3 separate regions of the Mus musculus genome follow, and regions 2 and 3 are each linked to region 1. The links are chromatin loops, found by intact Hi-C in ENCODE. Cell type or tissue: left cerebral cortex. All regions are shown on one strand. Region 1 has its middle 6.9 kb from the start of Plcb1. Region 2 overlaps Plcb1 (phospholipase C, beta 1). Region 3 has its middle 37 kb from the start of Tmx4.

Evidence for each region. Peaks named below come from ENCODE experiments on the same cell type or tissue, not always from the same donor. Only the 100,000 strongest peaks of a DNase experiment are listed, where the experiment ranks them.
Region 2: it touches region 1 in a loop (10-fold over the local background); 6 of 42 quality-filtered maps call a loop at or near these places.
Region 3: a loop joins it to region 1, with 4 times the contacts of the local background. A loop is called at or near these places in 10 of 42 quality-filtered maps.

Annotation. Positions count from the first base shown.
Region 1 is chr2:134,775,308-134,783,307 of GRCm38, reverse strand. No RefSeq gene overlaps it. Among named protein-coding and RNA genes, the nearest start is that of Plcb1, 6.9 kb to the left of the region's middle. In left cerebral cortex, a CTCF peak has its summit at 3,232; DNase peaks (open chromatin) are centred at 2,817 and 3,263; H3K27ac peaks cover 701 bases.
Region 2 is chr2:134,843,094-134,851,093 of GRCm38, reverse strand. The region is part of intron 2 of Plcb1 (phospholipase C, beta 1); the gene reads right to left. Among named protein-coding and RNA genes, the nearest start is that of Plcb1, 61 kb to the right of the region's middle. In left cerebral cortex, no CTCF peak of the experiment used is centred here; a DNase peak (open chromatin) is centred at 4,347; H3K27ac peaks cover 1,566 bases.
Region 3 is chr2:134,677,284-134,685,283 of GRCm38, reverse strand. No RefSeq gene overlaps it. Among named protein-coding and RNA genes, the nearest start is that of Tmx4, 37 kb to the right of the region's middle. In left cerebral cortex, a CTCF peak has its summit at 3,768 (motif pointing left); DNase peaks (open chromatin) are centred at 1,550 and 3,772.

The DNA of each region.
Region 1 (8,000 bases):
AAGGTGAAGGTTGGGTACTTCAGGGCGAAATCTCTCATATTTATACCCCTTCTCATTCCTCCTCCTTCCCCCTTGCTTTCCATCTCCCCCCTCCTTAGTTTCTCTCCACTGAATATAACAATATAAAAACAAGAAAGAAGAAAATAGGAAAGAAATGAAAAGAAAAGAAAAATAATTTTCTTCCTGGACTCTATAAGGCTCTAAACCAATTTTAGATTTTATGATACTTGTCATAATACATATCTTCATAAGTTCAAATTTATTTTTACTCTTAGCTGATATGCCATATAAAATAATTAACCCTTTGTAGTGGTTAGTTTTAACAATCAACATAGCCTAGAATCACTTGGACAGACAGTCTCCACTGAGTAATTATCTCCATCAGGTTAGCCTGTAGGCAAGTCTGTAATGGGTTGCCTGCCTTGTTAACTGATGTAGAAGGACCCAGTCCACCATAGACAACGCATTTCCTAGGCTGTGTCCTGAGCTGCATAAGAGTGAAGAAAGGTAGTCAAAAGCAAGCAAGCAAGCAAGCAAGCAAGCAAGCAAGCAAGCAAGCAAGCAAGGATGTGCATAGTCTCTATTCTCAATTGTTGATGTGGTTTGATTTATTGCTTGTGTTCCTGCCCCAACTTCCCCAAAATGATAGACTATGATCTAGATCACAAAGCCAGGAACTGATATTGACCCCCAAGAGGTCTGATATTAGAATCCTGACTTACTACTTAGATATGGCTAGTTTTTATCTATTTTAACATCTATACAAATATTCCAAACTCTCTAGAAGCTATATTATGGCCCACAGCCTTCTCTAATCAATTTGTAAGGCAGTGAGGCTTGGTACACTGGAAAAGGCTTGTGTAGTGCCTCCTGATAGTGAGTTATTCCAATTACTAGCTGTGTGAGCATGGAAAAGATGATTATTCCTTCTGAAATGAAATATGCTAGTATGTAAATAATGATGTTAAGGGCTAGTTCCTGGTACTTTTCCAAAGAGTTTTATATCTTTCATGATTTAATCCTCATATTAACCCTATAAACTATGTTTCTCTGTCTTCTATGCTTGAGGAAAATGAGTCAGAGAAACAGGAAATGATCACCCCAAATTTTCTACCAAGTACAAAAAAAGAACCAAAGTTCAAACGAAGGGTATTTGGTCCTGTTGGAGTCCAGGAATAGCCTCACAAGCCACACAAACACCAATCTCAGTCAGAGAGGGATAGTTTATTGAGCATATATCACAGCACTGGTCAACCAGGACCATGGCCCAAATTTGTAAACTGAACCATGACCCCAAGTTAAGATCCTACAGAATTTTTAAGGTCAAAAGCTCCAAACTTCTGTGCCAAGTTATTTCGCCAATCAGGATTTAGGGATAGGGGATTTCCTTAGGAACATGTCTTAATTGTACACTTACCCTGCTCCCACTGAGGTATTTCACTGTGTCAGGGGGCTTGCCTTGTCTAATATTCATGTCCTGACTTGTCTACCAGGATGGGACTTCTCTAACATGCGTGTCTTAACTTGCCAACCAGGGTACCAGTTACCCACATACATGTCTCTTTCTGCCAAGTAGGATGTCAGTTTCCAGAATGCTCATAGGAACTTAAACTTTACTGTACCACTACTCAAAATAGAAGTCTTATTCCAAATAATTTCTTATAGTGGTGCCAATGTCTCTCTTATGTTGGGGTCTAAACCAGGAGAAGCTTATGCCTTAAAAGCTTATACAAAGGAACAGGAAGTGCTCTTGGGTGGTTGGTTCAGGTCCAAGCTCATTATGAGTAACTATACAAGAAAGTTCTATTGACTTTCTTCATGATATGTTTCCAAGGGCACTGAACAGAATATGTAATCAATCTTGGCATTGGAAAGTTTCCTAGTACCAGCAGAAACATGAGAAAGTCTCCTTTTAATGGCAAGCTAACCAAGTAACTATTACCTAGGCCTTAACATTCCATCTAGGCCTTATTCTTTTACCTAGGCCTTAACAAATCCCCAGGTCTGCAAATACAATCACCACAATAATTTATCTGGAAAAGGAATTGTAAAGAGCAAATGCCACCTTGTGTGTTAAGTCACTGCTACATAGCATTAATCAATGGTACTTAACATACATACTTGCAGTTATTCTACAATTACACTAAACTGTCTGTATTAGCCTTAAAATAACTAAATCTTAAAAATAGAACCCTAATTCTGTGGTCTTGTGATTCAGTCAGCTCCATTTTTGCATTGATTCTATAAACTTTAATCAGATCCATTTTCATCTCTAACTTTCTAGAATTGAAAAGCTCCCTTCCCTCATGAATAAATGAGCTCTAATTGCAACTAAGCATCAGGGTTCCTCTGACCTTGTCTTTCTTTAAATAATGGAGAAATATGAAGAAAACCACAGAGGTCCTGCTTTGTAATAACAACAACTGGGTGGTAGCAAAAGCTCCCAGGTATGCTTCCCCCTTCTCCTCCTGACCTGCATAACAGGGATGGATATGGTCTCCACAGCAACCTCGGGTATCATCAACTGAAGATGATAGAGCTGCTGCTGGCCACAGTCACTTAATAGCTCTCTGGAAGGCCACTCTTATTCATTTGTACAGTTCAGGGATGTGAATGAGAAATATATTTAGAGTGTTTAAGCCAAGAATTAAATGTCATTGGCATCATGGATATAATTATAGTCCACATTAATAGAAGAGATAAGGCTTACATATCTTAGATGGTAAATAGGAAAATACACCCTGGTGGTACTGCTTGCCAAGTTCTGACTCATTGAGGACTGCTATGCAGCAAAATATAGAGATGGGCAGATCCCCAAAGAAGACAACATGAAATTATCACCAGCACATGGAAAGGATCCATAGTTCCCCTTTCATGCAAGCACTTATTCAAACCCTTTCTTTAAAGCAAAATACATTTCCCTAGATTCTATTGCACAAAAGAAAAAAATATATACTGTATTGATGTTACAAAAAATAACAGGCTCTCTTTTTTTTCTTCTTGAAGAATGACCTTAAATTCATTTAAGCTCTGCCGTACCCTTCGCTTAAAGCAAAGGCTTTCATTGAGATTGGCTGATTGCCTTAAACACGCTTCCAAAAAAAGACTTTGAAGCTCAGATCCAAAAATGTTGAAGGAGGAGACACTCAGCAGATTCTGGATGTCACAGAAAATATTGGTGTTGGGGAAGCAAAGATGCAGAAAGACCGCCTCCCACTGGAAGGAAGTGTCCTTACCTTGCTTCATCCCCGGATCTCTCTGGCCCACAGATGGAGAGAAGTAAGGACGAAAACACAATCTTCATGAGTCAGTTTCTCTTCCAGACATGTATCATCCCTGTTCATAAAAATAAACTTCACACTCCCTACTTCTTGCTTCAAATAAAACCACCAAGTTGGTTCTCCAGAGATACCTACGTCATAAGTGATGGAATCTAAAATTTTCTTTCTGTTTTCATGCATTTGGATGCTATGAATGGATTCATTTCTTTTTCCAAAAGGATTGCCTTATGGTTAGACTGTAGAGAATTCTCTCCTAAGTTTAGCTGAAACTAAATTCTAGACTTTGGTAATTTCTTTCTCATCATCTACACAGATTTCTGTTGCAATTGCTGATATAGTAGCAGATACAAAACACAGGAAGCATCCACCAGTAGTTTTCCAAGATTTTAACACACATCATTATGACCATGGTCAGATTCACGATTTCTCTAGCATTGCCTCATCAGGCTAGAGTTATCCTACTTCAAGAACTAAAAGCAAACTTTTCAAGCATCCTTGATTGTATAATAATAATAATAATAATAATAATAATAATAGTAGTAGTAGTAGTAGTAGTAGTAGTAGTAGTACTAAAACCTACAGGATGCTCAGAAGAAAAGCGATTCAAGGAAGCCCTGCTGGAAATTTCTAGCAGCTGTCCAGTACCAAATCTCATGGTATCTAAAAGTAGTAGGACTCCAGTTTAATTTAGAGTTACTTTGCCTCACTCATGGTCCCACTTCTCCTGTTACCTGAAATGCAGGCTTAATGGAGGAGATTCTGCTCATGAGATGACCTTGAGAATTAAAGCCAGGAATTGGACAGTTGGTGAATCTCTTCTACTACTATAGGATCTTGGATCACTTGGATTTAAATGAAAGGAATTTTTCTTTCACATTTAGATTTGGGTTTTTTTTGTTTGTTTGGTTGGCTGGTTTTGTTTTTCTTGCGGAACCACGGATTAATCCTTTCTGACATACTTACGAGCAACAAGCACCAGTTGCCTCTGGTGCACCACAGGCTCACAGATATGCATACTTGATCCTCAGCTGATGGAACTGTTTGGGAATGATTAGAAGGTGTGATCTTGTTGGAGGAAGTATGTGACTGGGAGTGGGATTTGAGGTTTCAAAAGACCTGCACCATTTCCAGTGTGCTCTCTGCCTCCTGCTTGCAAGTCAAGAGGTGTGCTGAGAGCTATTTATTTGCTCAGCTTTGGTTAACTCTAACACTCTAACACTAAGAAACCATAAGCCCAGCTAAATGCTTTCTTTTAAAAGTCATGGTGTTTTGCTACAGCAATAAGAAAGTAACTTAGATACTACAACTTCACTAATTGCCTTTCAGGGCTCTTGTCTGCAGATTGGGGGAAATATCTTTTGTTTGATTATCATGTGTTTGACAGAGTTTTGGTCCTGATGAAATTGCTGCTTATGAGTTATTCTGCTTCAGAAATTCTTTACCCTGATTTCCCCAGGACAGAAGCGCTGGCTTTCATGGAAAAGAACTGTACTTAAAGCATGTATGAGCATGGGTCATGAGGGAGCTAGCACAGTGATGCATTTTATTTAAAATGAATCCCGATGCTACTTTAGCAGCTACATAATTACAGTGCATATCACCAGTTATGTCAATCTGGCATGATTTACAGACACTGTGTTGTCTCACTTTTTCTCACTTGAATATCCTTTTTAGATTAATATTGATATCATGTATGCTAGAGAATTAATAGATAAGACTTCAGACAGTTTCATTCTTCATCAAACTAAATACTGTAACTCCAAAATTTTTTCTAGCTTTCCTCTGGTTTAAAAAACTAAAATAAATAAGTAATCTGTCATTGTAGATGCAGTTTTCTGATGCTAATGCACCTACAAAGGATAATTTTGAGCTAGGAGATTTGCAATACCCAGAAGGTCTGCAGGTTCTAGGATTGCACTTTAAATTGCTTAGCCTTTGAAACAATTGTTGTAGTTAGGCTTACTATTGCTGTGATGAAGCACCATGACCAAAAACAACTTTGGGAGGAAGGGGTCTATTTCACTCACAGTTCTATATAACAGTCAGTTCATCATCCAGAGCAGGGAAGGCAGGAACTTGATCAGGGCAGAAATCTAATGTAAAGGTCAAATATAAATATTTTATTGAAGTGTATGCATTTATCTACCACATATAATCCATACTACAACACAATAAACATCAGGAAAATATGGGCTGACATGCACAGAGAACATGAAAGGACAGCTCAGACAGGGAGCAGGTGGCAGTACTTTTACTACAAATAGAAAAATAATGTGAAAAGTGGCTTCCTTAAAATTGCAGTATAAAAAGATCCAAGCATAAGTATAAAGCTACACAAAATACTTATATTTTTTGGAGCAAGATGGCAAAGAAGGAGGAGGAGGAGAAGGAGGAGGAGGAGGCAGGGAAGGGGAAGGGTGAGGGCAAGGGGGAGGGGGAGGAAGAGGAGGAGGAGGAGGAGGAGGAGGAGGAGGAGGAGGAGGAGAAGGAGAAGGAGAAGGAGAAGAAGAAGAAGAAGAAGAAGAAGAAGAAGAAGAAGAAGAAGAAGAAGAAGAAGAAGAAGAAGAAGAAGAAGAAGAAGAAGAAGAAGAAGAAGAACTTTGTCTTCGTGTTTCTATTACTGAGAAGAGACACCATGACCAAGGCAACTTTTATAAGGAACAATATTTAATTGGGGCTGGCTTACAGGATCAGAGGTTCAGTCTATTATCATTATCATTTTGGCACTATCCAAGCAGACATGGTACTGGAGAAGGAGCTGAGAATTCTACATCTTGATCAGAAGGCAGTCAAGAGAATACTGGCCTTCTCAGGCAGCTAGGATGAAGCTCTCTTTGCCCACCTCCACGATGACACACTTTTTCCAACAAGGCCACAACTCCTAATAGAGCCACTCCTTGGGCCAAGCATATTCAAACCACCACATAAAGAAATAAATTGCTTTTTAAATATTTATCATTTTTTTAAAAAAGAATTAATTTGCAAGAAAAAGACAGTGAAGAAAGCCCCTTCTAATGATGCCTGCTCTGCTGTTTGCAGGGTGCTGTCGTAGAGCCAGAGAAAAACACGGGAGATTGGAATCATCTCTTGGGGTTAGTTATGATTTTGCCTTGTGAAGATGCACACAGTAATTCCTGTTTCCTTTTCACACTAATTTATTAAACAGAGTACAATTAGTAGCTCTATGGTAGGAACAGCAAACATTTTTGTCAACAGTTAGAGCATAGATATTACAGACTTTGTGGTCTGAATGGCAATTTCTGGCAATGCTACTTTACCATTACAGACTGAAAACAGTTCCAGGTAACACCCAAATGAGAGAGTATATCTGTGACCCAATAAGTTAGCAGTTGTTTCTTCTTCTTCTTCTTCTTCTTCTTCTTCTTCTTCTTCTTCTTCTTCTTCTTCTTCTTCTTCTTCTTCTTCTTCTTCTTCTTCTTCTTCTTCTTCTTCTTCTTCTTGTTCTCCTTCTCCTTCTCCTCCTTCTCCTCCTCTTCCTTATCCTCCTCTTCCTCATTATTCTCTTCTCTCTCTCTCTCTCTCTCTCTCTCTCTAATAAGTAACTTTGATTGGAGGGTGAGGCAGTGGTGGCAAGCACCTGTAATCCCAGCATTTAGGAGGCAAAGGCAAGTAGATCTCTATGAGATCAAGGCCAGACTGGTCTACAGCACAAGTTCCAGGACAGCTGGAACTACACAGAGAAACCGTGTCTCAAACAAAACAAAACAAAACAAAACAAAACAAAACAAAACAAAACAAAACAAAACAAAACAAAACAAAACCCTTTATTAGAAAAAAAATTAATTAAAAAAAATTACACAGCAACATTAGCCAGAACCCAAACTAAACTTCATACAATTAGAATATCCACTCTGAAGCTGTGGATCTCCACCTTTGCCACACTCAATTTTGTTTTTAATGAATTTATCATACAAACATGTGTGGGTACCCATGCACGTTCACACACACACACACACACACACACACACACACACACACACACGGTGTGAACATGCACATTAGGGAGAACATGCCATTTTTTTTTGTTCTGAGATTATGTGACCTCTTAATATTGTACATTATAGGTCCAACCTGAAAATTTTGTAATGTCATTTAGAGCCGAATAATATTACATTTTATATATGTACTATGTTTTCCTTAACCATTTTTCTATTAATGGGCAACTAGGTTGGTTCCCTCTCCTTGATATAGCATAATAAACAGGGGATGTAAATATTTCTAATGGGGAAGTATGAACGTCTCTGGGAATGTGCTCAAGACTGAAATAGTTGGTATATATATATGCACGTACCCACGCACACATATATGTGTATATATATATATATATATATATATATATATATATATATATATACATATATTAGTAGCTCTATTTTTATTTTTTGAAGAAATTACCAAACTGGTTTCCATAATTGCACAATTATTTTGCACCCCATCAACAGTAAATAACACTTTATCTCCAATTTGCAAAACACAAGAAAATCAAGAAGAGGGAAGACCAATGGGTGGATACTTCATTCCTCCTTAGAATAGGGAACAAAATACCCATGAAAGAAGTTACAGAGACAAAGTTTGGAGCTAAGATGAAAGGATGGACTATCCAGAGACTACCCCACCCGGGGATCCATCCCATAATCAGCCAACAAACCCAGACACTATTGCATATGCCAGAAAGATTTTGCTGATGGAACCCTGATA
Region 2 (8,000 bases), 68 kb before region 1:
ATTAACTTATTTAACATTATTTGTGGAAAATATTCAGGTGCAAAAAAGATTTCCTCTCTAACAAAAACTGTTAGTAGAGAACCCAGCCAGGCTCTGTCCTTACACAGATGCAATCTTTAATACACAGATTTTAACTTTCCTGTTTTACCATATGCCCAGAAATGAACAGAATAGGACAGAACAGAACTGCAAGTGTCAAGGTTATGTTGATCCACCCACCCCTGCCCCATGCAATCCTTTACAATTCTAATCCTCCCTTGCAGTTTAAATAACTCCCAGATTCCCTGCAAATATATGCCAATGATTTAGAGTGGGTCTCTGAAGGTGACATCTTCATAGCATAACCAAAATACCTAGATATCTCACTTTAAGTCCTCAATATGACTAAATGCCCAGTGTCTGATTGTGTTTATTAAATATCACAATTAACTTCTAAATACCCATCTGTGATAGGATCAGAGATGAGGAGGACACAACATATGCCCCAACACTGGGGAGTAACTGGGACCAATGGGATCCAGGAACCCAGGAACTCTGCCCGAGCAGTGGCACAAGTTCCCGTCTGGGCCTGTGCCCTGAGCAGACCTTGAGGTAAACTCCAAAGCCAGTCCCAAAACACCCAGAAGAAGCTCCATTCCCAGGTACTTTAACACATCCAGGATCATAGGATCAGAGCCAGTCCCACAACACCCAGAGGAAGCTCCACTTCCAAGGGCTCCAACATGCCTAGGATCCCTGGATCCCAGGAGCTTGGCCACACCAGGATCTCAGGGTCCCAGAGGCAGCTTGAAACCCAGGAGCTCTGACACATCCAAGATCTCAGGATCACAGGATTCCAGACTCACAGGATCACAGAGACATCTGGATTCTGAGGAGTTCTGATACAACTAGGAACACAGGAAGGACAGGCTCCAGTCAGATATACCAAGGGTAAGTAGCACTAGAGATAACCAAATGGCAGGAGGCAAGCACAAGATCATAAGCAAGAGAAACCAAGGTTATTTGGCATCATCAGAACCCAATCCTTCCACCATACCAAGTCCTGGATACAAGATCACACTGGAAAAGCAAGATTTGGATTTAAAGTAAAATCTCATGATGCCATAAAGAACATACATAACTCACTTAAAGAAATACAGGAGAACACAGATAAACAGCTAGAAGCCCTCAAAAAAGAAACACAAAAATCCCTTAAAGAATTATAGGAAAACACAATCAAACAGATGAAAGAAATTAACAAAACCATCCAAGATCTAAAAATGGAAATAGAAACAATAAAGAAATCACAAAGGGTGACAACCCTGGAGTTAGAAAACCTAGGTAAAAGATCACAGATGCAAGCATCACCAACAGAATTCAAGATATAGAAGAGAGAATCTCGGGTGCAGATGATACCATAAAAAACATTGACACAACAATCGAAGAAAATGAAAACTGCAAAAAGCTCCTAACCCAAAGCATCCAGGAAATCCAGGGCACAATGAGAAGATGAAAACTAAGGGTAATAGGTATAAAAGAGGGTGAAGATTCCCAACTAAAAGGGCAAATAAATATCTTCAACAAAATTATAGAAGAAAAGTTCCTTAATATCTTAAGAACTTGTCCTTAATATCTCTTAACGTCTATGGACTCAAAAAGACATAGACTAACACTGAATATGTGAATGGGACCCAGTATTTTGCTGTATACAGGAAACGCATCTCAGTGTCAAAGACAGACACTACCTCAGAGTAAAAGGTTGGAAAACAATTTTCGAAGCAAATGGTCCCAAGAAACAAGCTGGAGTAACCATTCTAATATTGAATAAAATCAGCTTTCAACCAAAAATTATCAAAAAAGATAAGGAAGAACACTTTATACTGGTCACATATGTTCCTGCACTGCCGAACTTTCTCTCCTGCATCACTGTTCCAACCTTACTGTCCCATGTCCTAGACTCTGGTTTCACTGCCTTTGCCCTCTAAGTGTTCTCAGGGAAAGCTCTATCACATTGCCAAGCTCAAGTGATTCACAGACTCAAGACTCAATGTACTTCCCATCTGCACTCAAACTGTCTGAGAGCTCAGATCCTACTGACTCCAGGTTCTCTGGACCCACAGCCTCAATAGATTTCTTTTGAAATACTATCTTTCAGAGTAGTCTACTTTCTCTTCCACTCCACAGAAGACTCTCAGTACTATGCTACTGGGGACTCTATCTCCAGTTGCATGGGTCTAGCACAAAGTAGATGCTCAGTGAACAATTACCCAAGAACGTATGTATAAATAAACAAATGGCTTAAAACATGAAATAGAAAAGGCATGTCTGTTCTGTGTCAAATGTGCTGACATTACTATATCACCGGGAGAGATCTGTTTCACTCCATTTGTGCTTTCAAAGCAAAAATAGAGTAGTCGGAATGGCTTGTAAAAACAAATCATACCTTTATTTCTCTCAGTTCTGAGGATGGTTACATATAAATCAAGTTACCTGGCAGATTCCATGCCAGTTGGAGACCACACTCTTCCTCCCAGAAGGCTATCTTTTACTGTTTATTGTGTGGCAAGGAGGATGCTGTGGATTCTTTCCTAAAGGTGCTAATTTCCTTTTCAAGGGCCCACCCAGAACACTCCTTGTCACCTTCTAAAGGCCCCAAGTCCACATGCCACAACAGTGGGGATCAGTTTCAAAGAATCTGGAGGATACAGCAACTTTCAGCAGAGGCAGACCTTCCCTCTCAGCAACACAATGACAAATTATTGCTTTATCTTTTAAGCCTCTTTTATTTTTTCTCCATTGGAATGCTTTCTTCTTTATTTTCTGAAAAGGTTTTCTACTAATAACATCTGGGAAAAGCCCGTCTTCATAATGTTGAATAATTATGCAATTTTTTCCAGTCGAGTATTATTTCTACTTAAATCAGAGAAAAGGTGCTAAATTGGATATGCAAATTGAGTTAGTATAAGGGGGCTGAAAGAAGTCATTGCAGGTTGCAAAGAATTTAGATGTTATGAAACATGCCTCAACTTTGTCTCCTTGTTGCTCCTGCATTGTTGCTCCCTGAGCAAGACTAGTCTAGTGAGATGTGGACAGTAAGACAGACACTGTCGTGGTCACAGATAGAATGGTAGAATGCCCTTTTGCTTCTAGTACTGAAAGTGCAAATCTTTCAGCAAGAGAAAATGAATTTATTTATTACTAAGTCTTTTGGCGTAGAATATTAACATTTATTTACTATAGTCTATTATAAACAAATTAATAGATATGCTAGCTGAAAATACATTATCCCTCTCCACCAGGACCACAGAATACCTCCTATCAATCTAAGACATAAACTCCATCACTGTTGCCATTTTTTCCCCAGTCCTTACCAGGCTTGCTTTTGCCTAAATTGTAAGTGTGGTAGTACTGTTGACATTTGCCCATTCTGAAATCCATGCAATTCTATGTCTTTAAATTTGTGAACACTTATTCTGACATATGTATATGGTTTCTGTCAAGTGCTAAGGGGTTAAATATTTAGCTGTTTACTTGTAAACATTTACCTATCAAAGAAAAATGGCAAGCTACACTAACGAGAATGTTTATAACTTTGGCACTTTGAATGCTGAAATAGCTCATGATTCTGCAGTAATACTTATCTCAGGCTTCAACTGCTTCAACCTAAAGATCTGAAGAAGTAATAGAAAAATCTAAGTCGCAGCAAAGTTCACAAAAGAGATAAGATCACAAAAGGACACAAAATTCAAATTAAGGGACAATACTAGACCAGAACCCAATATCTAATAAATGCTATGAATTACATCAAAGTAATTGTGCCACCTCAACAATAGAACTGTTTCCATTTCATGTCAGAGAAATCAGAAATCAGATATGTGGTAGCAACACAGTAGCACTAGAATTCATGTTTCCATCTTTCTGCTCTGTCCTCTTAGCCCAATGCATTCTCCTGGTCCATAGCATCTGCTGAGGCTCTGGACATCCATACTTGGGAAGAAGAAAGCAAAGCAAAAAGACTCTGTGGTTGATCAAATCTGTGGCAAAATATCAAGGGACACCAAATGCCACTTATGTGTCATTGGTCCAGGAGCTGCACAAGACTGCAAGGGAAGCTGGAGAATGTCATTTTCATGTCTAAAGAAAAATGCTCCCATTTAAATGAGAAATGAAGATAATGTATTTGGGGGTGGAAAAATAGCTGTCCTTGAGGTTCCTATGAGAACATAAGAGTCGTCTTTTCTACATTTTTCATCAACTTGTACATGAACACACTTTAAAAAGTATAAAGAAGGTTTATTTAGCCAGTGAAGATTTTTCACACCCACCCATCTCCATCTGCCAGTTTCCACCCACCACAAAACACTTTTATTCATTTTTATATCTCCTAGCTTCTTTAAGGCAAAAATGTGCAAAAGAAGATTATTCTTACCTCTTCCCCCTCCCCCAGGAGCTATTTCCACATCAGTACCCAGAGGCATCATTCTTCTGCGCTGCTACTTCCTGTGAATTTCCTTTTATAGCTGCATAGTACTCCATGGCTGTGGCCATCGGGGCTTATCTATCTAATTCGCGCCCCTGTCAAATTTTTCCCCACAGTCTCGTCTAACATATATGGATCAGAATACCAGTTATCTGTACTTTGAATGTTGTCTTTTAGCCACTAATTATATAAAAATAGCCTAAGTATTACATACAAAGGCAGAAATCCTGGGCTGGACTTGAACATCAAAAACCATGCACAGCAAATGTCTTAGCAATGCTGGAGATATACTGGATAGTCAGTAGAAAGTATTTTTCCATTAAGGTCAGCTGGTTCTATGTGGATATTAGACCATTTCCTGTAAACAAGCCCCATTTTCATAAGATCTTGCAACAAGCTCACAGTCTTTTACACATACCTTCACCATCTGACTCCCATTATATTGTTGAGCTGCCTTCTGCCCTGAACATATGCCCTTTCTCTTCTACAGTTTCTCTGAACATTCTCTCTGCCTCTTCTACATCTGAGTCATTTCTACCTATCCCTACCTGCTGAATCCTCATTCAGGTGCCTTTTGCTGTCATTCATGTGCCTTTTGCTCCGTGTAGCTGACAGAAGTGCACTACTCTACTATCTCCACAGGTAGATTAGGAGGGATGCACACCTAACCTCTGTCTCTGATCTAAGGAGACAGGCAATGCTGCATTTTTCCTCATGGAAGCCTTTATGTCAAAACACTTAGGAGCCCTGGATGACAGACAGCTCTTTTCGTAGCCCTCAATCTTCCCAGGAGGTGATGTTACTGGTCATGTGCCCTTAATGTTGTCTTTAGTCATTTCAACTCCCCCCATACAGCAGTGTACAGTTCCTTGTTTTGGTCTTATTAATTTTCTTTTAAGTTTGAAATTACATCAAAATAAAACATTACTCCCCAAAAGCCACAAATATATTCAGCTGGAAGCCCTGATGCATATACTCTTACCTCATTAATGTGTTTCATCCAAGGCCCTCCTACTATCTCCAGTCACATCTGTCAATTTGCTTTCCTTGCCAGAACACAACTACTACGACCTGGCTTAGTGTGCTAGGCACAGGGCACTGACAAATAACATTCTATCCAGCTTCCTCACTGGCCTGGGGCCACTCTCTTAGAAAAGGACATTAAATATTTGAAACCACCGAGTGACCTTCAGTGAACTGCACCTGTAATAAAAGCCAGTGCATTTAGAAAAATAGAGATCACCTCCAGGTCTTTAGTTACTTATTAAAGAGCTCCCAGTGCTGCTAAAGAGTTAATGCTCACCCTTAAATAGCCAGCTTTAAGCTGGTAAATAATCTGGGTGTTATGAATAAAACGCAATCAGAACCATTATGCACCTACAGGTTGCCTGTAGATGCCTCAGCCTCTAAACTCAGTAGCCAACCGACCTGAAGAACCAGGATTCAAAAAAAAAAAAAAAAACTGACTCCCCACCTCATTCTGCCATCATAAACACAAGATTACATGTGGGCATCAAGCTCACTAACCACAACGCATAACTTATCTCTGATGGCAAGGGGAAAGAATTTCAAGTTTCAAAACAGGAGTATTGGTATTTGGGAACAGTTAGGATTTTTCTCAAGTGTAGAACTGAACAGTTTCACATAATCAAGCAAAAATAACACTAATCTGTATACTTTTAACAGTGAGTGTAAAAAGAGATATCAAGAAAGTCCTTATCTGAGAATTTCATGAGGTTCATACACTGACCTGATTAATAATTAACAAGGCTTCCCGGAAAAGGCATGGGGATATGTACAACTAGTAAAAAAGGGGGGAGGGGTCTGCTGCTTCAAAAACACAGGGAAATGGAGTCACCTGCCATCTGATCTGAAGAACTCTGACTCTAGAAGTGTATACAGAATCTATAGGTCTTTGTTTCTGTGTCTTAATGTGTCTGTCGGTGAGAAAAGGGAACAAGCAGAGTGCTTGTTCACTACCAATTCGGGATACCCTAGCAACAAGCCAGCTGCTCTCAAGTCACAGCCTTGTGACCTAATAGAACATTAACAAATATTCTGTTAAAACTACCCTTCCTACTATTCTTCTCCTGGATACTTATGCAACTTGTTTTCTGAGCAAAGCATCCCCAAAGTGCTTGAGTTCCTCAGTGGCTCTGCATGTGACAAATAGCAAGGAAGAGGGAAGTTGTCGGCACTCAAGTTCTCCCAAGCTGAAAGAGATCTAGCTCTTAGATAAATCTTACTGGAAGTAATATAAGATGTGGGGGATGGAGAATCAATATATTGTCATAACCCTGCTTCTTAAGACTATATGGATGACAAATTATGGCAAACTTTACAATGTGATTGAAAAATCCATTCATCCACAAGGTCACTGGGCTTCCTATGAGAACATCAGACTGTGCCTGCCAGAACCTTTGTTGCAAAGTAGAAAGGGATTCATTTCCCTTGTGCAGCATCTCTGCTTCCAAAATGTCCGTTTTTTACATGTGCAAATGGAATATCTCCTAATAGGAATAAAATAAACATAGTACATATTTTAATAAAATGTATGAATTTCAGTACAGATTCACATAAACATGATGTTCACCCATACCTTTATAGTAAAATCATTACTAAAATACTAAACCAGCATGCCCCTCATTTCAAAGGACTTATTTCCCCTACAAGAGGAGATATAATTTACTCATTAAGCAAAAAATTAATAAAAAATTAATCAATCTGATCATTGTTGAATCTTAAACTACTTGGTTCAATAATCATTTCTTCTTTATGAAATTTTTTATCATGTTTCATTCCAATGTGCCTATAAGGCATAAGAAAACCACCACCATCATCAACCCAGCACACACTAGACAGTAGCCATATTTGTTTATAGTTTAGCTATTTACTTTAACTCTTTCTCTACCACTATACATACAGTAGGCACTGCTGGAGTCTGAAACTTGAATTATATATTCAAACTCTCATTCATAGTAGCTATGTGAAAGCCAGAAGTGGGAATACTGCCACCACCACACTCATTCTCTATTGCAGACACTGGTATTTATTTTAACAGGCATCAAAGCCAAGGACTATGGAGAAAAATCAATCATAAGAACTCTATGAAGTAAACGGTGTCTGGCCAGCCACTTCCATCACCAAAAGAGTGGACTGAGAACGTCTTGTGCCACTATAAAATATGTGATTAAAGAGAAAACTGTGAACCTAATTAGAATGGTCACTGATGAAATAGAAAGAGGGCAGAATTACAGATATACCCAAAGGATATGGTACCTGTTGAGGTATCCCGAGAGGAAGAAGACAATTCCAGAGGTTTAATATGGGGATGTCAAGGAAGATGACATGAGGAGCTAAGACGAAGATAAATTGTAGGATCAGGGCTGGGAGAAGAATGATATGCTCATGGTGAGGTACAGAGTCGGAAGCTCTATAAGGTTACAAAGCAAAGGGCTTCACAAGTAACAGGAAGATAAGGCTAGCATGGTAGATAAGAGATCAGAACTGCATACTAAAAGTGAGTGACTGCATATCACAG
Region 3 (8,000 bases), 98 kb after region 1:
GGGAAAATTCACTAGTGGAAAAACTAACCATTTAAAATATTAATATGGCTGCACCTCGGAGCTAAGGCTGAGCCACAGCTCTCTGTACCCAAATCTCACCCAGAGAGAGCTGATCCCAGGAGCGCTGTCACTCCTGAGTTCACAGATGAGACCAACACTTGTGCACCAATAACTGGCCAAAGAGGGACCTGCCAGGAGACCACGGGGCACAGGACCTTGAGTAGCCAGGGACAGGATCCTTCTGGTCTCCAACAGCATGCCAGAGCTAGCTAACCCTATAACATAACTCTCCACATCTAAATCCTGCCCAGAGAAAACTGGTTTCCCAGGAGTTCTGCCACACCTAAGATCACAGGCTCACAGCCTTATAGGAAGGACAGGCTCCAGTCAGAGGCAGCAAGACCAGCTAACACCAGACATGATCAGATGGCAAGGGACAGGGTGTACTGGCTAATTTTGTGTCAACTTGACACAGCTGGAATTATCACAGAGAAAGGAGCTTCAGTTGAGGAAATGCCTCCATGAGATACAACTGTAAGGCATTTTCTCAGTTAGTGATCAAGGGGAAAAGGTCCCTTGTGGGTGGGACCATCTCTAGGCTGGTAGTCTTGAGTTCTATAAGAGAGCAGGCTGAGCAAGCCAGGGGAAGCAAGCCAGTAAAGAGCATCCCTCCATGGCCTCTGCATCAGCTCCTGCTTCCTGACCTGTTTGAGTTCCCGTCCTGTCTTCCTTGGTGATATACAGCAGTATGGAATTTTAAGACGAATAAACCCTTTCCTCCCCAACTTGCTTCTTAGTCATGATGTTTGTGCAGGAATAGAAACCCTGACAAAGGGCCAGAACCTAAGCAACAGAAACAAGGGCTACTTGGCATCATCAGAACCCGATTCTTCCACTACAGCAAGTACTGGATACCCCAACACACCGGAAAAGCAATATTCAGGTGTAAAATCACATGATGATGATAGAGGACTTTAAGAAGAACATAAACAACAAGAGGCCTCAGCAGCAGATTTGGGGACTTGCTGAAGGGAGGTAGACCCACGTTATCTCCATGGAAGGCCATGCAGGGTCTTTAGAAAGGAACAAAAGTATAAACTAAGAGAAAGTGAGAGAGGAAATAAAAACAAGAAACAAAATACAGTGTTCTGTCATTCCCTTGCTCTTATTTAGGGATTAATCATAGATGCCTAGGATAAAATCAATAACAAAAAGGTTCTTCTAGTCTACATGCTCCAGAAAGAGACAGCTACACACAGGGCCATCTTTGCAAAATAATACTAAATGCTTTTACAGAGTGATATTAAAGGAGTTGGTATCATAAATTCTACATGAAATCACGTGTGTGTGTGTGTGTGTGTGTGTGTGTGTGTGTGCACGTAGGTGTCTACACAACACGATATGGTTGTGACATTTCAGGACATTTTACTTTTCTTCTATGTAAATTGATGTGTCTCCTGAAACAGTCCTTTAAAAAAAATCAAGCATTATTTATATAATATCAAAAAAAAGCTAGTTAAGATAGGTTCATCATAAGAAACGAATCCTCAGAACTCTGGTAGCCATGGTAACTTATATGCTATAATAAGAAAAGCTAGCTAGGACACCTCATTAAACAAAACAGAGACTGACTTGTCTACTGAGACCCATTGTGTAGTCTGAGAAACAGTCCAAATGGAAGCTACCGAAAGAGACAAGTTGCAATCCCTGAGTCTTAATCCCAGTTAACTCAGTCTTCCTCTGATGGATGCCTTTTCAGTTAAACAGTGGCTGCTCTTTGAAAAGTACAAGGTGCCGAACATGAGAGCAATGTCCAAATGGTTTCCCTCCACTCTGAGACGGAAAAAAATAACAGAGGACTCGATGAGTCCCTGCTGACCTCATGGGAATCATGAGAGTCTCAGTTATGCAGAATACTGAAGTTTTGACTTACTGGGTCAAAACATCTTTCTGCTTTGAAGTTCTCAAATGGTGCTTTACTGTTAAGTTTAATAATATTTGCAGAAACATGTTTTTGCAGAACAATCAGGGTACACGAAAAAAAAATAGGTGAAATGTTAGTTCCATCCCTTTTAGGTTCCCGTATTTGGTCATTAGGAGGCTTTAAGAAGTTTGCTTTTTATCATCTTGTATGAGAAATTCTCCAAGACTTAAAGAAGAAGACGAGTCTAGAGGCACTGCAGAGGGTTACTAGCCAGTATGTCCTCAGTTGATAGAAGGTATACCAGGTTCTATGGGCAGGAATTCCTAATATAAAGAAGTGGAGAAAGCACCCAAGGAACTAAAGGGAACTGCAACCCTATAGGTGGAACAACAATATGAACTAAGCAGTACCCCGGAGCTCTTGACTCTAGCTGCATATGTATCAAAAGATGGCCTAGTCGGCCATCACTGAGAAGAGAGGCCCACTGGACTTGCAAACTTTATATGCCCCAGTACAGGGGAATGCCAGGGCCAAAAAGGGGGAGTGGGTGGGTAGGGGGACTTTTGATATAGCATTGGAAATGTAAATGAGCTAAATACCTAATAAAAAATGAAAAAAAAAAAAAGAAGTGCCACCTATCCCTGAAGAGATAACATGCAAAATGCAATCTAAGTAGGAGTCACAGGAAATAACTGCCACCTAAGAGCTGAGCAGCAAAGGCAAGGAACTGGAACAATTAAAATGAAATAGGTGGTAAGGGGACAATAACTAAGGGTTACTGGTCAATTGGGCCCACCCAGGGTGCTGACAGCCAGATCTCCTCGGGGAACTAGTAATTGCTGCTGGCATCCCTGAGCCGGGAGGAGGCCTCAAAAGGATGCAAGGGTCTTGATCAGGCATTAATATTAATTATAAGATTTAGAATTCAGAAGAGGCCTGCTTATAGGAGGTGAAAGCAAACCAGTGAACACACAGCAACTAAGCGGATGTATCCCATAGACCCCTCCATAATTCAGTGGGTTTCTTTGGTTGCTGGGTGGTGTTGGATGATTTTTCTAAATAGTGCAAAATCAAATTGCAAGCCAATGCGTGTTTGTCCTGTGCCTTATTTAGCAGTCACAAGATACATTCCTGCTTATTCTGATTTGGGGCTCTTGAAGAAGCAGAGGTTTCTCTATGCCCTGTGTGCTTGATAAATATGAAAGGGAATCTGTGGAGATGGAGATGAACAAAATGTGATTTCAGAAGATAAAAAGACTCCTCCATCCAGTATAATGATGAAATTAGCTGGCCTGCTCACACTGTCAAATTCAATAGATACCTAATTGTGATTGTAAAGAAATAGAATATTTTAAAAATGATTCATTTTAGAAAAATGGAGCAGAGGAGAAAGCCACCTGAATACATCCATTCTTTTGATAAGGATTAATTGAAATATTGATGCTTGCTGGGTTCTGTACTGGGTGAATAAACAAAAATGCTCCAAGTGCAAAGGGGTTCCCCTTTATAAGACAGATACAGGGGTGCAGATGTTGCTGTCTAACATTTCCCTTTATATTGCTCCACTGTGTTTATATTATATAGTATATCACTCACATATGCAGTATAAGTATGCACCACCATTAAGTAGATATTACACTTATCTGAGTTAAGACTGCGCAGGAAACAATTTCTGTTTTCTCAGAATCCATAGCTCTTTGCGATTATTTAGTCATAATTATATTTGAATAATGAAGAATAATTTTGAATCAATAAATCGCATGCATGAATAACGGAGCTTTGAAAATCCCAATCAGCCAGATTGAGGATGTAGTTGTGAGCTTTATTGCCACCTAGTGTCAGAAACCAACGGTACTAGTGGCAGAAATGGAACCAACGCTGAACTAGATCTGAAGGAGGCAGGTACTACAGAGCCCGAGCCTCTCTTTGTTATTAGTGTGCAATGCGTGGCTGCACTGTACAAACACTATATTAGTCGCCAACTTCTTTATTTTTCTCAGAAAAGAATGATTTGGAAGGATATCACATCAACAGAATATAGCACAGTTGAAACTTGTCTCCATCTCCCTTTGCTTGGAAAGGGACAAAAATCAAACTGTGCTCTATTTCAGAAATAAGTGCTGTCTACAAATCTAGCAAATTCTTAAACTAAAAAAAATCCATGAGTCACCAAAATTGGAAACATAAAGATATATACTCTCACAAGTTTCATATTATTGCAGAGCAAGTAAGTGACTGTATTACTATGAAGTGTCCTTGTGTGTGTGTGTGTGTGTGTGTGTGTGTGTGTGTGTGTGTGTGTGTGTGTGCGTGTGTGGACTCAGATGCAAACGGCTCTTTGTTTCAACTCATCCCGATGTTTCTCTTTCCATAGTATTTTCTGTATGCTCCAGGGCAGCCTTGAACACCTCAGACTTGCTTTGTAACCCAAGATAGCCTTGAACACAAACTTCTCACTTAGCTTCCTGAGTGCTGGGATTGCCTGCTCTTACTATCCCCATGCCTGCTACCAGGTCTTTCTTTTTTTCTTTACTTTCTCCCTTCTTTCTTTCCTTCTTTTCCCCCACTTTCCCTCCTGTCTTTCTCTTTTACCTTTGCCATGTACAGTGTTTTAAATGCTATTTACATTCTTTTCTCTTTTTCAAACTCACCTGTTTCAGGTATTATTTACATTACTAGTCATATATAATTTTTTTCAAGACGGGGTTTCTCTATATAGCCCTGGATCTCTGGAACTCACTTTATAGACCAGACTGGCCTTGAACTGAGAGATCAATCTTCTCAAATCCAAGCGCATGTGCTACTGCAATTGGACTACATATATATTTAAAGATTTATTTATTGGTAGGTTTATGTGTGCATACACATGCACACATGTACACGTGTATGTACACGTGTGTGTGTGTGTGTGTGTGTGTGTGTGTGTGTGTGTGTGTGTGTGTGTGTGTGTGTGTGTGTATGAGTGCACATGCCTATGCATACGCAGAAGCCAGAGGAGAATGACAGATCTTTGAAGCTAGGGTTATAGGTAATTAGCATATTCGGGCCTTGCTATCTGGGTGCTCGGATATGAACTCCTGTCCTCATGACTGTGCAGCAAGCACCCCTAAGAGTCAAACTGTCTCACCAGACTCCTACCAACTCTCTTCAGAGATTAAATATTTCTTTTAAAATAATCACTTGGCTTTTGTAAATACTGGTTCTTTTTTTTAACTACACAAAAGTCTTATTCTGTGTTTAAATTAAGAAGAGGTTACATTTTTAACATACACAGTGGAATCAGAAAGCTTGTGGGTGCCAGACTGTGGGGAGCTATTAGAAAAGGATGTAGGAAGGTCAGAGGACCCAGGCTTGAAAGAGCTTCCCTCTGCCAAAGCAGAACACTTTGTGTAATTAGGTAAGTAATAACAGTATTGGATTCTTGCCCAGAGTACAACAGAAATATCATAAGCTCAGGCTGAGAGAATGAAGAGTTAAAGAAGAAATGAATAAATGGGCGAAGAAGAGAACCTCCATCTGGACTATATTCTGGTTAAAAAAGTACAGAAGATGGGAAGAGGCTAGAAAGCCCCTCAGACGGGAAGCAGTGTGGTCCTCTGTGAAGGCCAAGTCTGCTGAGAGGGGATGTGTGACTTGCTAGTCAGATGCTTGAGAAACAGAATGTGTGCATGGTCTTAAAGGGAGCTACTTAATATTAAGGGACAGTTGACTCCATTTTTTCTTCCGTTTTTTAGTTAAACATAATGCTAGAATTTGACTATTTTGTCCCTGAATACTATTTTTTCTCTTAATCATGTCTCAAGTTTAAGGTCAACTTTTTTTTGACTTGTTATTCCTCTATAATCTCACACATAAATTGTTTCTGTTGTTCGGAGAATTGACTTGCCATAAAATGTCTCAAACTATGTTCCAATAACTGTCTGACCATAAACCCATAACATGTACCTTCCCCATGATCATTAAATAACTATAAAATTTTACTTTTGTAGTCACTTGCTATAAAGAGGTTTCCCACTTTTAGTCTTGGCTGACTTCATTCTCCTACTGTGGAGAAGAGTATAAGTTTTGCCTTGGAGATATATATATATTACATTACCTTGCAACACCTTTCTTGGTGTTAGCTCCTGGTTTTCAACATCATAACACTCAAAGCCGAGGACAAAGGATAGCCAGTAAAGGACAGCCAGTAATTTATAGTACCAAAAGCTGGCAGACAAGGGAGCAAGGGCTGGCATTGATTGATCCTAAGATTCATTTCAGCTATAACCTTATGATAGGATGCTCTGAGAGCAGCCCAGCATCATCTCTGTGGTGTTCAACATAAAAACCATCACAGTAGCCAAAATGAAATTATGTGTGGAAAAGCAGCTAGGGCAAGGGACCCCAGCCCCTGATCAGAAAGCCTACAGCAGGGGCAGGGCATCCAGGATGACTGTGTAACACAACGGTTCTCAACCTTCCTAAGGCTATGACCCTTTAACACAGTTCTCATGGTGTGGTGACCCCCAACCATAAAATAATTTTGTGGCTAATTCATAACTGTATTTGCTTCTGTTATGATTATAATATAAATATCTGATATGCAAGATATCTTATGTGTGACCCTCAAAGGTATCAGGAGCAGCAGGCTGAGAACCACTGCTGACAGGTACTGGCTATGTTGAGAGAGGCTGGCTGACATGTCTGCTTTGTTATGTCAGTACACACCTCAGCTGTTTGTCTAGGGGTTTAAGACCTAACATACACAGTTTACTATTGGCTCTGGGTTTCATACCTAATTATTATTTTTTTCTTTTATAATAAACAAAAATATCATTTGGTGGGAGCTGAAAGGTGGCACAGTGTTCACTTTTTTTTTCATTTTGAGTTTAGTCAAGAAGAGAGTTTGATTGTTGTTAAGAAAGAAGCGTTTTCTGACTGATTTATTTTTCTTTTCTTTTCCTTTCTTTTCTTTTTCTTTTTCCCTTTCTTTCTCTCTCTCTCTCTCTCTCTCTCTCTCTCTCTCTCTCTCTCTCTCTCTCTTTCTTTCTTTCTTTCGAAAAATGTAGTCTGGTCCTAATGTCATTTCAATTTTAATTGTTCCACCATTTTCAACTACCACTAGATGTTGACACTCTGTAAACCTATGCTTTTATCATGTGCAGTCATGTCGTCAATAGCCAGTACCCATTGCACAATCAATGTCATTAGATCTCTGTATCATTCTAACAGTCTTCTTCTCCCAGTGCGTTCTGTCATGATAGTTCAAGAAGTTGCACAGTTCATGTTACCTCGGAGTAACCGATGAGGCTGTGGATGCTTGGAACCAACCATCAAACTGAATTCAGGCATCCCAGAGGGGGAAGAGAAGGGGATTGCAACTGCATAGGGCTGGCTAGACTACCCAGTGCTTCCACGGACTAGACCACCAACCAGGGAATATACATGGAGGGATCCATGGCTCCAGATACATCGGCAGCAGTGGATGGCCTTATCTGACATCGATGGGAGGGGAGGCCCTTGGTCCTACGGAGGTTTTATGCTCCAGAGTAGGGGGATACTGGAGTGGTGGGGCAGGAGAGGGTGGGTGGGTGGGGGAGCACCCTCATAGAGGCAAAGGGGAGGGAGGAGAAGACAGACATGAGATAGGGGTGTTGTGGAGGGGTAATCGGGAAAGTGGGATATCATTTGAGATATAAAGGAATGGAATGATTAGAAAACAAGAACCCATCTTTGGGCAATGCAACATGTACTTTACAAAGAGTTTTTACGTATTCATATATTAAGCTTTCTTGTGCACAGGATTGAGTCAATTATCAGGAAAAAAATGTTACCAAATTGTGCTGTGCTTAAATATGCCTAAAATTCATGGTCAGACATTTGAACTTGAAGTTCGAACAAACACCGGCTACTGAGTCTTATTGAACCAAACCTGTGGGAAGTCATTTTGAAATCTGAGGTTTTTTTTTTTTTATTTTTATTTTTTTATTTTAGTGTCATTCTTCTGACAATGAGGGGTCCTCATCCAAAAACTTTGTTACAAGGTAAACATCCATTATTCTAGCACGTGCTGTACCTGAGTGGAGGAAAGCTGTAT